2 separate regions of the Homo sapiens genome follow, and region 2 is linked to region 1. Evidence: read pairs that join two places in POLR2A ChIA-PET (ENCODE). Cell type or tissue: Panc1. All regions are shown on one strand. Links, peaks and the distances in the headings refer to the core of each region. The heading gives the core; the rest is flanking DNA. Region 1 overlaps ANLN (anillin, actin binding protein). Region 2 overlaps AOAH (acyloxyacyl hydrolase).

The links. ChIA-PET counts read pairs that join two places held together with the same protein. Peaks named below come from ENCODE experiments on the same cell type or tissue, not always from the same donor. Only the 100,000 strongest peaks of a DNase experiment are listed, where the experiment ranks them.
Region 2: POLR2A ChIA-PET joins it to region 1 with 27 read pairs; 2 of 35 experiments call an interaction of 5 or more read pairs at or near these places.

What each region holds. Positions count from the first base shown.
Region 1 is chr7:36,413,173-36,421,506 of GRCh38, reverse strand. It overlaps ANLN (anillin, actin binding protein), which reads right to left. Exons shown (of 24, transcript NM_018685.5): 8 at 5,623-5,749; 9 at 4,317-4,427; 10 at 2,028-2,263; 11 at 1,193-1,338; 12 at 763-910. Among named protein-coding and RNA genes, the nearest start is that of ANLN, 27 kb to the right of the region's middle. In Panc1, for the core only: no CTCF peak of the experiment used is centred there; no DNase peak of the experiment used is centred there.
Region 2 is chr7:36,512,784-36,521,117 of GRCh38, reverse strand. AOAH (acyloxyacyl hydrolase) reads left to right here. Exons shown (of 21, transcript NM_001637.4): 21 at 7,738-8,177. The coding sequence ends at 7,866. Among named protein-coding and RNA genes, the nearest start is that of AOAH-IT1, 83 kb to the left of the region's middle. In Panc1, for the core only: no CTCF peak of the experiment used is centred there; no DNase peak of the experiment used is centred there; H3K4me3 peaks cover 419 bases; H3K27ac peaks cover 3,479 bases.

The sequences.
Region 1 (8,334 bases), core at 147-8,146:
GTGGCTCACACCCGTAATCCCAGCACTTTGGGAGTCCAAGGCACAAGAATCATTTGAGCCCAGGAGTGTGAGATCAGCCTAGAAAACATAGTGAGACTCCATCTCTATTTTTTTTTATAATTAAAATATTTTTTTTAAAAGCCAGGCATGGTGGCTCATGCCTGTAATCCTAGCACTTTGGGAGGCTGAGGTGGGTGGGTCACCTGAGTTCAAGAGTTTGAGACTAGCCTGACCAACATAGTGAAACCCCATCTCTACTAAAAATATAAAAATTAGCCAGGTGTGGTGGTGCATGCCTGTAATCTCAGCTACTTGGGAGGCTGAGGCAGGAGAATTGCTTGAACCCGGGAGGCAGAGGTTGCAGTCAGCCAAGATTGCGCCATTACAATCTAACTTGGGCAACAAAGAGCAAAATGCTGTCTCAAAAAAAAAAAGCTTCCTTAGCATGAAAAAACCTTGAAGAGCATAACAAATTTCCCACTACATCATTATCCAATTAATAGTTATACTTTAAGGATATTTATGAAAAACTTGTTTAAAAATAAATATTTCAGCAATATCAAATGAGTTTCCAAGTTTTCAAAAAGAGTACCTTTCCAAAAATAAACTGAATTCAAATGTGATTTACTGAGCTTCTATGCATCAGACACTATTCTGGCCACTCAGGGTTCAGAGATAAGTAAGGCTGGGCCCTTTGTCCTCACAGAGCTCACAGCCTAGTGCAAGAAACATTCCAAAGCCCCTTTCCACAAAAGTACATACCTGCATTTTCTGTTTGATATTAACTTGACAAGGAAAGGCATTATTTTTTTCATCCAGTTTTGAAGTAACATCTTCCTTCCGAACAATCACCTGCTTTATTGATGGACGTTCTGTTTCTTTGAATCTTTGAGATCTATATGCATCAATGCTTCAAGAGGTAAGTTACACTCTATTAGAAATCCAGCAACACACTGAGCACTATCCTTTATTGAACATATCAGCAGAATTTGACACTGATATTGAACATGTCAGCAGAACATTTCACAACAGAATGGAACTCTCATTTGGTGAAAGAGAGGCTAACAAAAGTTATTCCAAACTTTTATACAGATGAGTTATTAATAACATTATAATTACAAATTATAACACGACTTATGTCAATCTAAACCATGACCCTTAGTGAGTGAATGCCTTCCAGAAATGTTCTTACCTGTAAAGAAGATCACGATCTTCAGAACCAAGGCTATCACCAGATTCAGCTCGAGGGACACGAGTTCTTTGGAATTTTCCTGGTTTTGGACTTTCATCACTTCTGCTGGTGTCTTTCAATTCCAGTCTAGGTGTGGACACTAAACTCTGTGGGAAAACGCATCAGATATTAACATTGATCCTAAATGATAATTCATTTTATTCTGTGAAAATCAATGAATTCTCCATTAATATTAAGAAAAAAATCCAGTAAGCTGATTGATTCATCATAAAAACAAAGCAAACTAAGTTCCTAACACATAAAAGAATAAATAAAACTACAAAGACAGCTGAAACTTATACTTCAAAAAAAAAATTCTAGTTGAATCAATCCCCAGAGCTGCAGTTATTCAATTGAGGGTGAAAGCTAATAACAGCAGTTAGCTGTAACTAAATGTTAGTTACATGTGTTTGGAGCTAACTACCGATATACTAATACAACAATGTTCACATCAACTCCACTATATAGGTATTATTAATAACCTCGTTTAACATAAGAGGAAATGGTGGCATAGAGAGCTTAAATAACCTGACCAATAAACAGTCAGCAAATGGCAGAGTCAAAAGCTGAGCCCAAATGCCTGGCCTTTTAAGCCATGTTACTCTTTGGATTTCATCTAAGGTCAAAAGGAAACCACTCAAGAGTTTTAAGGTTTCTTTTAAGAGAACAGACAACAGGTCTGCAAAATTCCCTTGGCTACTGAGCCAAATGTCCATCTGTCAACAAAAGAAAGGGGAGATACGAATACTACTTAGTTTACTTATGTCCTGGGCCTGTTTAGTTAGCCTTTTCTTACCTCTGGACTTACCACACCAACTGTTTGTGCCAATGGTGCAAGTAAAGACATTGAGGAGATATTCAGTGCATCTTCCTGTTCTTCGCTGCTTTCTGCTAATGCTTGATCCATCTCCTCTTGGCTCTTCTCCATATCTAGTTCACCTTCCTCTAGGACATCACTGAAGAGGTCATTAATTACTTTCGAACTATTGATATCATCATCATCCACACTCATCTCAATTTCACGTATCACTTCTGAAAAATATTTCAATAGGTGGACACTGTGACTCAGATATTTAAGAATTAAAGGCATAACAAAGAAAATTTAATATTCATATTCTTACTAAATAGGAAAAAATGCCTTAAAAAAAAGCACCTCCTAAAAAGAAAAATAAGAAAATACTACTAATAAATGAAACCAAGAAAATCTTCAGCTTCAATAACACTTTCTAAGAAATGAATATTGGTAATCCCAGCACTTTGGGAGGCCAAGGTGGGCAGATCAACTGAGGTCAGGAGTTCAAGACAAGTCTGGCCAACATGGCAAAGCCCAGTCTCTACTAAAAATACAAAAAAAATTAGCCAGGCGTGGTGATAGGTGCCTGTAATCCCAGCTACTCAGGAGGCTGAGGCAGGAGAATCACTTGAACCCAGGAGGCAGAGGTTGCAGTGAGCCCAGATTGTGCCATTGCGCTCTAGCCTGGGGGACAAGAGTGAAACTCTGTCTGAGACAAAAAAAAAAAAGAAAAAAGAAAAAGAAAAAGAAATGAATATTGGGTCTATCAAAACTGATTCAATACCTTGGGTTTAAGTAAAAGCATTAAGAACTCAAATGTAGAATAATAGCCAAAGACTTCAGACTTTCAAAAAATATTCTCTCAAATGACTTTTTCTATCGTTGAGAGCTACCCTTTCACACAGCAGTCAATAATAGGAAAATATTAATGTCACTTAGGGCAGGGTTCGATAATAACCTTCAGGGGCTGCTAACACCTTGTGGTATTATGATATATACTGGTTTTCGTCCACAGTTCCTAGCTCATAACTGCTGTATCCCTAGTTACTGTCTTTCGTTATAATGTTGGGTGCATTAGGCCTCACAGGAAACAGAACTCTCCTGCCATCCTTTCACCTGCCCCACGGCAGGACTCTAATCTTCTCCTATCTTTCTCATTGTGGTTCTTAAGACGACCCCCACACCCACCTCACCCCTCACCAGAGAGGATCCAGCCTCATACCCTGGGGGAGGGAATGCTGACTTTATGAAGCTTCCACTGAAACCCAAGAGAACTGGGTTCAGGGAGCTTCTGGATAACTGAACACGTGGAGGTTCCTGGAGGGTGGCGCCCCAGGGAAGGCAATGGAAGCTCCATGCCCCTTTCCGTATACCTCACCCATATCCTTTAAAATAAAGCAGTAAACGTAAGTATTTCCCAGAGTTCTGTGAGCCAATTAATCCAAGCTAAAGAGGGGGTCACAGAAACCTCAGCTTGAAGCTGGTCGGTTAGAAGTTTGAGAGCCCTGGGCCAGGTATGGTGGCTCACGCCTGTAATCCCAGCACTTTGGGAGGCCAAGGCAGGCAGATCACGAGGTCAGGAGTTCCAGACCAGCCTGGCCAATATGGTGAAACCCCCTCTCTACTAAAAATACAAAAATTAGCTGGGTGTGGGGGCAGCGCCTGTAGTCCCAGCTACTCAGGAGGCTGAGGCAGAAGAATCGCTTGAACCTGGGAGGTGGAGGTTGCAGTGAGCCAAGATCGTGCCACTGCACTCTAGTCTGGGCGACAGAGTGAGACTGTCTCAAAAAAAAAAAAAAAAAAAAAAAGGAAGTTTGAGAGGCCTGGACTTGCACTTGCAACTGGTATCTGAAGGAGAGGAGGCAGTCTTGGGGACTGAGTCCCCAACCTGTGGGATCTGACACTACTTCCATGTAGCTAGTGTCAGAATTGAATTGAATTGAACTGGTCACAAAAGTCTTCTGTGTTGATGATTGTTGTGGTGGTATGAAAACAGAGGAAAACATAATCCCAGAGAGTTTTTCCCTGAAACACCCCTCTACCAGTACAGAGCGTGGGAGGGCAGCAACTTTCCTATCCCTGTCAAAGTCAGTGAGGGTCTTAACCACACTTTCACAGGTGCCTGTGAGCTAGCAGTAACTGTTAACAGTACCACATCTTGGTAGAAGCTACAGTGTATTCTGATTTAATTTAAAAAGCAGAGATACTCTCAATTTGAATATGTGCTTCTATCAATATATTATTTCCTATAGTATGTGCAAAGTTAATAATAAATAAAGAATAAAAACCAACCAATTTTCTGCTCAACCTTTGGGTCTGATGTTACTTTTAAGGATTTGTCCTCTTCTAAAAACAATGTTATTTTCAAAGGGCTAGATTTCGTCATTTCGCATTCAGTGAAACCTAAAAATGTTTAAGAAAGACCATATTAATATATATAAGAACCTATAATTTTCTAATTATGGAATCTTGTGTGTGTTTTTTTTTTCTGATTATAAAACTATGTATTCGTTTTAAAATATCCAAACCCAGAAATGTATAGAAACACCCCTCCCTGAACACCTGTCCTCTCTTAACCCATTTATGCTGGAGGTTGCAAATTTATTTTGTGAAAAATCAGTTCTTGGTGACAACCTTGAGCAGGAGGACATAAGTAACTCCCATAAGCTTAGCGTTCCAATAATGGAACACTAGGCATAAATGCATTAACTTTTCCCCCACCGAGAGAGAAATGGGACAGCAATATTACCAGGTTATTGTTTGTTTTTCCAGTTTCCCCCAAGGTGTGCATATTTACATATCATTTTGTTTTGTTTTGTGATCATACCATACATACCACTACTCTGCAATTTGTTTTTTACTTTAAAAACAAAGTGCCAATAAAATTACTCAAAAACTAGGAATAGAAGGAAGGTACACAACGTAACAAAGGCCATATATGAAAAGCCCTCAGCTAACATTACACTCAACAGTGAAGGATTAAAAGCTTTTCCTTTAAGATGAGGAACAAGACAAAGATGCCTGTTTTAATGACTTCTATTCAACACAGCATTGAAAGTCCTAGCCAGAGCAATTATATAAGAAAATAAAAGGCACCTGAATTAGAAAAGGAGTAAAATTATCTCTATTCACAGATCACAGGATCTTACATGTAGAAAACCCTGGGCTGGGCGCAGTGGCTGACCCCTGTAATCCCAGTACTTTGGGAGGCCAAGGCAAGCAGATCACGAGGTCAGGAGTTTGAGAACAGCTTGGCCAACATGGTGAAACCCCATCTCTACTAAAAATACAAAAATTAGCTGGGCATGGTGGCAGGCGCCTGTAATCCCAGCTACTCGGGAGGCTGAGGCAGGAAAATCGTTTGAACCCGGGAGGTGAGGGTTGCAGTGAGCCAAGAGATCACACCATTGCACTCCAGCATGGGCAACAGGGCAAGAATCCATCTCAAAGAAAAGTGAAAAAAGAAAGAAAACCCTAAAGATTCCCCCCAAAAAACGTTAGAACAAACAAATCCAGCAAAGTTACAGAATACAAAATCAACACACAAACATCATTTGAGTTTCTACATACTAACCATGAACAATCTGGAAACACTGACCTTTAGGTTCTGTACTAGAATTTTTGGCTGGTATCTGGTTTTCGGTCACCTTTTCTGTTACTGGAAGTGACTGAGTTTTTGAAACACCTTGGTGTTTTTTGAGGGGAGTGCTCTGACAGTGAGTTTCCTGCAAAAAGCGAATGAAAAGTAAATTTTATTTCTCAAAACTATATATTTTATCTTTCTATGTTATTAAATGAAACAAGATTATTATTAAATATTATTCTGTATAAGTTTCCTTAGAACCAAAGAGATAGTGTATGTGAATAGGCCCAGCCTTGTTCAGAACACGACAAACCCTCAGTGCTAGTTCACATTCTTGGTAATTCTCAGTATGTAAAAATTTTTTTGGAGAGGAGGTGGCAAGAAAGAATGAAAATTCATATCAGGGCTCAGTTTTAGATAAGCCAATCAAAGTGAAAGCCTCTCCTTGAAGTCTGGGTATTTGGTAGAATAAAATAAAATAAAATAAAATAAAATAACAATAAAAAAACAAAGTGAAAGCCACACAAAGGGAAAAACACCCACCCCTATGTCACTTATCTCAACCCACACCTATAACATCTGGTGACAGCTCCTACACATCAGGATTCCATTTAATTATCAGTTACCCGGAGGGTAAGAGCAAGAGAAAACAAGGACAAAACAGATCAGAAGGTAAGGAAAGAAGAGAAGAGAAGAAAACATTCCCTCGTCTGAGTCTTTTTATTCATTAGCAAGGTTATTTAAGAGGAACATTCACTATTTTGTATGTTTAAAGACTTTATATTGTTGTACAGATTATTTCAGCAAAGAAATAAAAGAAGACTTTATGAATGAAGTCATAGTAGAAATAATCAAATAAGAGTAAAATAAAGGCAGCTAATACTTATACAGAGCTCAATATGTGCCAGCCACCTTTCTAAGCACCTTATATCTATTGCCTCACCTAATCTTCTCAATAACCCTCTATGTTAGGTACTAGTATCTCCATTTTACAGATGAGAGAACTGAGACACAAAAAAGTTAAGTATCTTGCACACAGTTAGTGACTGGCAGAGCCAGTATACAAACCCAGGTACTCTTGTTCCAGGTCTAGTTCCAGACTTTATTGTCTCTCAAGTTAGAAGCAGCTTTGGTTGTGTAAAAACAATGTAATTAGCATGCAGATGAGTGGATTAAAAAATACATAAAAATTTTTTAAAAACACAAAAAGCAAAGTAAACGATCAAATGGTTCCACTATAAAATCTACGGTCTCATATCTCATCTAAGCCTCAATACTACCCCCTATTCTTCCTATGTCTGAGTCAGCTCTCTCTTCTTTCCTCCATACAGTATTTCCCCTGTCACCTTCCCTTTCCTAAGGATGAATAAAACAGGAGCTTTCAGAAGAAAGTCCATCAGTTTTTGCTATCCTAACTCTAAGACTACCATCACCCCTACATGCTACTTTCCTCCTTCCTTTTCGTCACACAGGAGATTGTCCTCATCAGTTCTGTTCCCTTCACTGTGCGGAGTTCATCCATTCTCACCTCATCCCATCAATTATCACCCCTTATCCCATCACACAAATTGACTTAGGTCTCAGAAAGGACAAAACACATACAAATCATACTTTTCTTCATCTCTTCTAGCCACTACCTCCTTTATCACCTCCATTAGGACCAAACTAAGAAATGCCTGCACTCACTGGCTCTGCTCCTCTTGCCCGTTCCCTCCTCGACACAGCACCACCTGCACGCCACCCTCACCTCTTCACTAACACTGCTCTTGCCACGTTACAGCAAACTTCTTGCTTCAAAACCCAGTAGATTTGGCTTAACCCACATTTGAAACGTAACAATACCAACCATGCCTTCCTTCTCGAAAGTTTTCTTTCTTCCCTTGACTTTATTTCCTTTTTTTTTTTTGAGACGGAGTCTCACTCCATTGCCCAGACTGGAGTGCAGTGGTGCGATCTCGGCTCACTGCAACCTCCGACTCCCAGGTTCAAGAGATTCTCCCGCCTCAGCCTCCTGAGTAGCTGAGATTACAGGCACCCGCCACCAGGCCTGGCTAATTTTTTTTGTATTTTTAGTACAGATAGGGTTTCACCATGTTGGCCAGGTTGGTCTCAAACTCCTGACTTCAAGTGATCCACCTGCCTCAGTCTCCTAAAGTGCTGGGATTACAGGCGGGAGCCACCACGCCGAGCCCCTTGACTTTAAAGACACTGCCTTCAACTACATTTTCCTCCTAGCTCTTTGGCTGCTTAGTCTGTGGAGACCACAGATGAGTGCTCTGCACTGTTACTGTGTTCAGAATTTTGTTTACATGCATATGTGCAACTTTCTGGGAGGAATTTCACAGGTTTATTGGGAATTATTTAGTACAAAATAGTTTAAGAACCCTGCTCTATACTTTCTAGAGACACTGGCAGAAAGCCATGAGAATATGATACACTGGCAACCAAGTAAAGAAGGCGCTCCCAACAGAAGAGTGATCGACAATGTCAAATGCTACTAATCAACTGAAAATTGATTAGTAGGTGAAGATCACTGACAAACGTGATTAGGATACTGAGTCGTGGAAGGAGTGGTGGCAAAGCTTAAGCAGATAGAATTCTAAAGAGAAGGGGGAAACCTGAAAGCAGCAAGTAGGAATAACTTGTAGAAGAGTCTGCATGACATGGAGGCAAAGAAAAGGAGGGGAATGGGTTGCAAGAGTTGTTTTTTTTTTCAGATGGCAGATA
Region 2 (8,334 bases), core at 219-8,218, 100 kb before region 1:
CTGATTGTCCCCTCAAGAGCCTGAATGACGGTAAACACAGCCCACCTTCCTCCAACTCTAGGCTCAGCCAGTGCTCACAGGCAGGGCTAAGAATCACCTCAAAAGGAACAAGAATAGAAGGATGCTCACTCCCCAACAAATGAGTAAAAGTGGCGTCCCACAAATGCTGAGCAAATTTTAAAGTAAGTATTAAATGCCCACCTCACGGATTTAAATAGCCACACACAAAAAATCAGAATAATGCCCTCAGAATTTCTAACCTTCCTGTGTATCAGTTGGATGAGTTGATCAAAGAAAATTATTGGCTAGATTCTGGTTAAATATCAGGGTCTGATCCCCCAAAAATGATGTCTTTGGTTTTAGAAGAGTTTGTGTATATCCCTACTTTCTATTTTTTTTTTTTTTTTTTCTCGAGACAGAGTTTCACTCTTGTTGCCCCGGCTGGAGTGCAATGGTGTGATCTCCGCTCACCGCAACCTCCGCTTCCTGGTTTCAAGTGATTCTCCTGCCTCAGCTTCCTGAGTAGCTGGGATTACAGGCATGCGCCACCACACCTGGCTAATTTTGTATTTTTAGTAGAGACGGGGCTTCTCCATGTTGGTCAGGCTGGTCTCGAACTCTCACCCTCAGGTGAGCTGCCCGCCTCAGCCTCCCAAAGTGCTGGGATTACAGGCGTGAGCCACTGCGCCCGGCCCCCTTCTTTCTAGCAGTTATTAGGTACTAGTTCTTATCATTCTCTGCACAGAATAGCATCTTACCCTTCTGATTCTGTAAACAATGGGTATATGAAAAGATGGCCATGTAAAGTATCAGGAACAAACTAAAAAGAGGAGGATCAAAGACAGCTTTGTTTTATCCCCCAGGATATATTTATCCCATCTATCAAATGACCATTCCGTCCCTGACTCTTAAAATGATCTTGGGGTTCAAAGTCTGTCAAATTGGGCCTCTATCTTGTACTTAAACAGTTTCACCTATATCTGATTATTGAAAACACAGTCAAAAGCTGAAAATCAATGTGTGCCATAATCTTATGCTATTCCTGCAAGACTTGTTCACATGCTGGTAGCCAGTGATAAAGTGGCCAAAAATGGATAGCCAGGCCTAAAGCCTGCCTATTTATCATGTATATTGAGCTGAAAAGTCCAGATTGGCAAAGTGCCATCCAAAACTATTTATTGAGTGACTACCCAGTGTCAAGTGCAGTGAGAATTCAAGAGTGAACAAGAAAATGCCCTGCCATTTAAAATTATAGTATAGAGTAGGAAAATGATGAGTAAACAGACAATTAAATATAAAGCAGTAAATGCCTCCAACTGTGCAAGTACAGAACACCACAGAGCATTATGGGGTGGGATGAGAGAGAGGGGTGTTCAAAAATGTTTTCAGGCCAGGTGTGGTGGCTCACGCCTATAATCCCAGCACTTTGGGAGGCCAAGGTGAGTGGATCACCTGAGGTCGGGAGTTCTAGACCAGCCTGACCAACATGCAGAAACCCCGTCTCTACTAAAAATACAAAATTAGCTGGGCGTGGTGGCACATGCCTGTAATCCCAGCTACTTGGGAGGCTGAGGCAGGAGAATCGCTTGAACCCAGGAAGCAGAGGTTGCAATGAGCTGAGATCATGCCATTGTACTCCAGCCTGGGCAACAAGAGCGAAACTCCATCTCAAAAAAACAAAAATGTTTTCAGAGGAGGTGATGTCAGAACAAAGACCATGAGCTAGTAGAGTGAAGGGAAGCGAAGAGGGGTTTCAGGAAGTATTCTGAGCAGAGGCAACTGCATGGGCAAAGACCTGAATATGAAAGAAAGCGTGGCATGTTGGAGGAAATAAAAGCGCTCAGTGTGGCCAGAGAGTATGACCGTGGAGTTGACAGACGGAGAAATCTACCGCGTATTAAGGAACCAGATCATGGAACATCTGTCTGGGGCTTGACCTTGATCCTGAGGGACATGGGGAGCCACTGGATGTTCTCAAGCAAGAAAGAAATAGCCCAACGTGTGTCCTAAAAAGATGCCTGTAGTAGCGGCGTGGAGGGTAATTTGGTAGGGAACCAGTCCAGAGAGACGGAGAAAAACAAAAGGAAAAGTTGTATTTTAAAAAGATTTTTTAAATGACCAAACACAGAGTTACAGGACAGCAAGGCAAGTTCTTATCAGAGATTTTATTCAAGGAATCAAAGTCAAGTGCATCCTGGAGTCAGTATAGATCCTGCCCACTCTCTTCCCACATTCTCCACAGCGGTCCCAGGCCAGTGTAAGGATGGCCCAGCATGATTCCAGATCATCGGGTGATTGAATAAAGCATCATGCTGTATTACAAGAAGCTAACTTGATGAACTCTGAAACCGCTTCTGGCTTTACTGTCTTAATACATTGGATGTATTTATATGCAACTTAACAAGAAAGTGGGCTCTGAAAGATGTTCAACTACAAAGGAAAATACCTGGAAAAGAACCTCTATTAACCAGAAGATCCCACTTAATCAGAGCACCCATTCCCTAGCATTCATCTAGAATAGATTTTATTCCACACACATGCTTAGTAGGGCAGCCGATGACCTCCTGAGCTGCCAAGGTTGTGTGAACTGGCAGGAGGAGGGTGTCTCCATCCTCCCGTACTGAGGACAAATATTGGGGTGGAGGGTATATGATAAAAGTTTCCGCTGGTAAAATGAATTAGCTTGCATCCATCTGATGGCATACCATGCACTGAATTACCCCATCTACTAAAAATACAAAAATTAGCCAGGCGTGGTGGTGCATGCCTGTAGTCCCAGCTACTCAGGAGGCTGACAGGAGAATTGCTTGAACTTGGGAGGCAGAGGTTGCAGTGAGCCAAGATTGCGTCACTGCATTCCAGCTTGGGCAACAGAGCGAGACTTCATCTCAAAAACAACAATAACAACAAACAAAACAAAACAAAAAAAAGAGATCTACCTTTAGTGACACAGAAATATGTTTATAATGTACAGCAAAGTATATAGGATAAGACTACAGACCATAGGAGCAATGATTCAACTGTATGCATTTGTCAAACTCATGGCACTGTTTACCAAAGAGAGTTCATTTTACTGTGTCTAAATTCGACTTCAATAAGAGCAGATTACAAAATGATATTCAAGAGGAATCCAGTGTGTGTGTGTGCGTGTGTGTGTGTGTGTGTGTGTGTGGGTGTGTGTGTGTGGGTGTGTGTGTGTGTTCAGATATAAAATCAGGGCCAGGCGTAGTGGATCACATCTGTAATCCTAGCACTTTGGGTGGTCGAGGCAGGCAGATCACCTGAGGCTAGGAGTTCGAGACCAGCCTGGCCATAATGGTGAAACCCCATCTCTACTAAAAATACAAAAATTAGCCAGGCATGGTGGCATGTGCCTGTAATCCCAGCTACTCAGGAGGCTGAGGCAGGAGAATCACTTGAACCTGGGAGGTGGAGGTTACAGTGAGCCGAGATCACGCCACTACACTCCAGCCTAGGTAATAGACTGAGATTCCATCTCAAAAAAAAAAAAAAAAAAAAAGATATAAAGTCAGAAAGGCTCTACACCCCATGTTAACAGAGGCTGCCTCTATTTTAATTACAGATGACTTTAATTGTGTTTTTCTCTTTTTGCTTAAGTGGGTTTTCAGTTCTTCTAGAATGAACAGGTTTTCCTTTAATATTTTAGACTATGAATAGAGAAGCATAAAAGAATATCTGTTGGAGAGGCTGAAGCAAGAGAATTGCTTGAACCTGGGAGGCGGAGCTTCCGGTGAGCCGAGATCTGGCCACTGCACTCCAGCCTGAGTGGCAGAGCAAAATCCTGTCTCAAAAGAAGAAAGGAAAGAAAGAAAGAAAGAAAGAAAGAAAGAAAGAGAGAGACACAGAAAGAAAGAGAGAGAGAGAGAGAGACAGAAAGAAAGAGAAAGAAAGAAAGAAAGAAAGAAAGAAAGAAAGAAAGAAAGAAAGAAAGAAAGAAAGACTAACATGGATAAAGAGAGGAAAGGGTAGCTGTGCCCTGCCCTGTGCAGCGCCTCGTGGAAGTTAAAACAGGAAATTGCGGTATGAGAAACCCATAGTAGATGCTCAGTAAATATTTGTCAAATGAATGAATGATTACAGTGGATCATTTTATCACAAGTCTCTAGTTTGGTGATAAGCATGCCAGTCTCATTTCAGACCCAATATTTTCTCAATGCCTGCTCATAAATATTTTATTCCTTATTAGAGTGACAACCAACTAATTGCGTTCAAACCAGTTACCAAATGCTCATATCTGAGCTCTTTCATTTTCGTTTCCCTCTTCTTGCCCTCACCCTGTCTCCTCCCTTATTAACATAGATAGGGAAATAAATGCCTTGGTACCACATAATTGTTAGAAAGAGCTTAGGTGTATCAAGTTGAAAGCCAATAACACAAAAAAGAAGAACCAGTAATTTTCCACAGACCTGGCAGCAGCCTCCTTTGTTGAGAAATGGCAGGAAAACAGCCACAAGCCCGGGCCTCTGTCTTCAAAGGTCCTGATCACTTTGTGTGAGAGATGATCCGGCCCTCCCTGGAGCACTGGCCAGCTTCGCAGGCAGCCTTTGACATGCTCCTGCTTTTAAGTGCAAAGAAGTATATGTGGGGTGTGAATGCTGTGTGCGCTTTCTGTGTGTGTGTGTGTGTGGTATCCGTGCACTTTCTGTGTGTGTGGGGGGGGTATCTGCGTGCTTTCTGTGGGGGTGTGTGTGGTATCTGTGTGCTTTCTGTGGGGGTGTGTGTGGTATCTGTGTGCTTTCTGTGGGGGTGTGTGTGGTATCTGTGTGCTTTCTGTGTGTGTGTGTGTGGTATCTGTGTGGGGGGGTGTGTGTATGTTATATGTGTATGTGGTGAGTGTGCATGTGGTGGTATCTGTGTGAGGTGTGTGTGGGGTGTGTGTAGGATGTGTGTGTGTATATAAGAGAGATGTATGTATGTGTGGTATGGGGTGTGTGGTGTGTGTGTGTGAGATGTGTGTGGTGTATCTGTGTGTGGTGTGTGTGTGATGTATCTGTGTGGTGTGTGTATGGTGTGTATGTGGCGTGTGGTGTGTGTAGTGTGTGGTGTGTGTGTGTGTGACGTATTTATGTGTTGTGTGGGGTTGTGAGGGGTGTGGTGTATGTATGCGTGATGTGTGGTGTGTGTAGTGTTTCTGTGTGTGCTGTGTGTGGGATGTGGGGGTGTGTGTGATGTATGTGTGTGGTGTGGGGTTGTGAGGGGTGTGGTGTGCATGGTGTGTGGTGTGTGTGGTGTTTCTGTATGTGGGGGGTGTGTGACGTATGTGTGTGTGGTGTGGGGTTGTAAGGGGTGTGGTGTGTGGGGGTGTGTGTGTGATGTATGTGTGTGAGGTGCGGGGTTGTGAAGGGTGTGGTGTGTGGTGTGTGTGTGGTGTTGGTGTGTGGTGTGTGGGGGGGTGTGTGATTATGTGTGTGTGGTGTGGGGTTGTGAGGGGTGTGGTGTGTGTGTGGTGTTGGTGTGTAGTGTGTGTGTGATTATGTGTGTGGTGTGGGGTTATGAGGGGTGTGGTATGTGTGTGGTGTGTGGGGGGGGTGTGATTATGTGTGTGTGGCGTGGGGTTGTGAAGGGTGTGGTGTGTGTGGTGTTTGGGGGTGTGTTTGTGATGTATGTGTGTGGTGTGGGGTTGTGAGGGGTGTGGTGTGTGGTGTGTGTGGTGTTTGTGTGTGGTGTGTGGGGGGTGTGTGTGATGTTTGTGTGTGTGGTGTGGGGTTGTGAGGGGTGTGGTGTGTGTGGTGTGTGTGTGGGGGTGTGTGATTATGTGTGTGTGGTGTGGGGTTGTGAGGGGTGTGGGGTATAGTGTGTGTGTGGTGTGTGTGTAGTGTGGGGGTGTGTGTGATGTATGTGTGTGTGGTGTGGGGTTGTAAGGGGTGTGGTGTGTGGTGTGTGTGTGGTGTTTGTGTGTGGTGTGTGGGGGGTATGTGTGATGTTTGTGTGTGTGGTGTGGGGTTGTGAGGGGTGTGGTGTGTGTGTGGGGGTGTGTGATTATGTGTGTGTGGTGTGGGATTGTGAGGGGTGTGGTGTATGTGTGTGTGGTCTCTGTGTGTTATGCGGTGGGGGAGACACTGCATGGACATGACCGAGATTACGCAGCGGGATGAGTGAAGTTCGTGTCCACCTTAGAAGGCTCAGAACACATTAAAATGCTGGGGACTTTATGCAGTGACTGGATCAGTCCTAGTTTTCTCTAACTACTAAAATCTCACAAACAGTCAGACACAGAAAGGACTTTGGATCACTTTCTGTCGCCCACTCAATGTCCAGATGAGAGGGCTGGGCCCAGAGAGGGAGTTGGCTACGCTGCCTATTAGGAAGGGGACTGTGAGCTGCCCTGTGGGGAAAAGTCAGGGATATCCCTGAGCATCCTTCCCGAACAATGTATTCCCCTCTGGCAGGCCTTCAGCAATCACATTTCTCATTGCTCAGCATTGAAAACCACTGTTGAGATGGAGCCATCTGGAGTCTGCAGGCCTGGCCAGGTCCCATTTGCTAAATGAGGGCATTGTTTGCAGAGAAAGAGCATCCTCCTCAAAGGCATATTAATGACAAGCCAGACACTGGACAACCAAGAATGGACCCAGCTAACATCATGGATAAAGGGAAACCTGACATGCGACAGCAGAACCAGAGAGTAAGCCTCAGGCTGGGAAAGCCAGAGTCGAGCCTGCTGTGTATTAAGCTAAGGATTCCTCTCTGGCACTTCAGCCAGACTCCCTGCCCTCACAGCCTGCCAGGATCCCACCCCCCACCCAGTCAGGGACCCAGCCAGCCTCCACTCCCAGGCACCTGTAGTTCCCCAAACATGCCATTCTCTCCCACAGCTCTGAGCCTTTGCACACGCCGTGTCCTCTACCATTGCAGTTTCCCCACATCATCCATCTAGGGAACTCCTAGAAAATTCATCTCAGCCGCCACCTTCTTCAGAGAGATCCCACCCCTTCCCCCACCAGACAGAAGTGACACCTCTTCCCTTTCCAGTCCCTGTGGGCTTGGTGGTGTCATTTGGCATGTCTGGTTACCTTACTAGGCTGAGACTTTCTGGAAGGAAGAACACACCACGTTCATCTCTAAAACCCAAGCCTTAGGCCTGCAGTAAATGCTAGCTGTCCACAGATAAATGAATAAGTGGATTTCTGAGAAAGTGAATTTTTAATCTATTACTGAAAAAACAAATTCCATACACTTAGCAGCTTAACACAATACACACTTATGATCTCACAGTTTCTGTGGGTCACAGCTTAACTGGGTCCTCTGCTTAGGGTCTCACAAACCAAAATCAAGGCATGGCATCCAGGCCATGTTCTCATCCGGGGACTCATCTGGGGAAGAACTGCTTTCAAACTCACTCAGGCTGTTGGCAGATTCATTCCCGTTGAGACTGCAGGACTGAGGAGCCAGCTTCAGGCTGGATGGCAACCGGGTCACCCTCAGCTCCAGCCCAGAAAGGAGAGCCTCCGAAGCCAGTCACTAGCAAGGCCAAGCCTCACGCAATGTGACACCATCGCTGAAGCAGCGTCTCCTCACCACGGCCACACTTCCTCTGTTAGAAGCAAGTGATAGGTCCCACCGCCAGCAAGGGAAGGAGGTTATACAGAGACATGGGGGTGGGAGTCATGGGGCCATCCTAGAGGCTGTCTCTGGCAGAAAGCACGTGGGAAATCTTGTTGGTAAGTGATTTGTCCTAATTTCCCTTTTCCTCGTCCTTTGGGTTCTCTCTCACAGGTGGCTTTGCTGTTGTTGGCGGATCATTTCTGGAAAAAGGTGCAGCTCCAGTGGCCCCAAATCCTGGGAAAGGAGAATCCGTTCAACCCCCAGATTAAACAGGTGTTTGGAGACCAAGGCGGGCACTGAGCCTCTCAGGAGCATGCACCCCTGGGGAGCACAGGGAGGCAGAGGCTTGGGTAAACTCATTCCACAAACCCTATGGGGGCTGCCACGTCACAGGCCCAAAGGACTCTTCTTCAGCAGCATCTTTGCAAAATGTCTTTCTCTCAATGAAGAGCATATCTGGACGACTGTGCAATGCTGTGTGCTCCCGGGATCAGTAACCCTTCCGCTGTTCCTGAAATAACCTTTCATAAAGTGCTTTGGGTGCCATTCCAAACAAGAGAGTATCTGTGCCCTTTACAGCTAATTGTTCTAAAAGGAGTTTCTAAAAACACTTAAGTCCAGCGATGTTCAGCAATTTACCCAGGGTCTTGGCATGCCAGGGGACTGATCCCCCCTGTGTTGCTGACTTCTTTAAAATGGCCGGGCGAGCTGAGCTTCCTCCTATGCAGGCGGCTGGCCAGCTGCCAAGGACTCACACAAGGGGGCAGA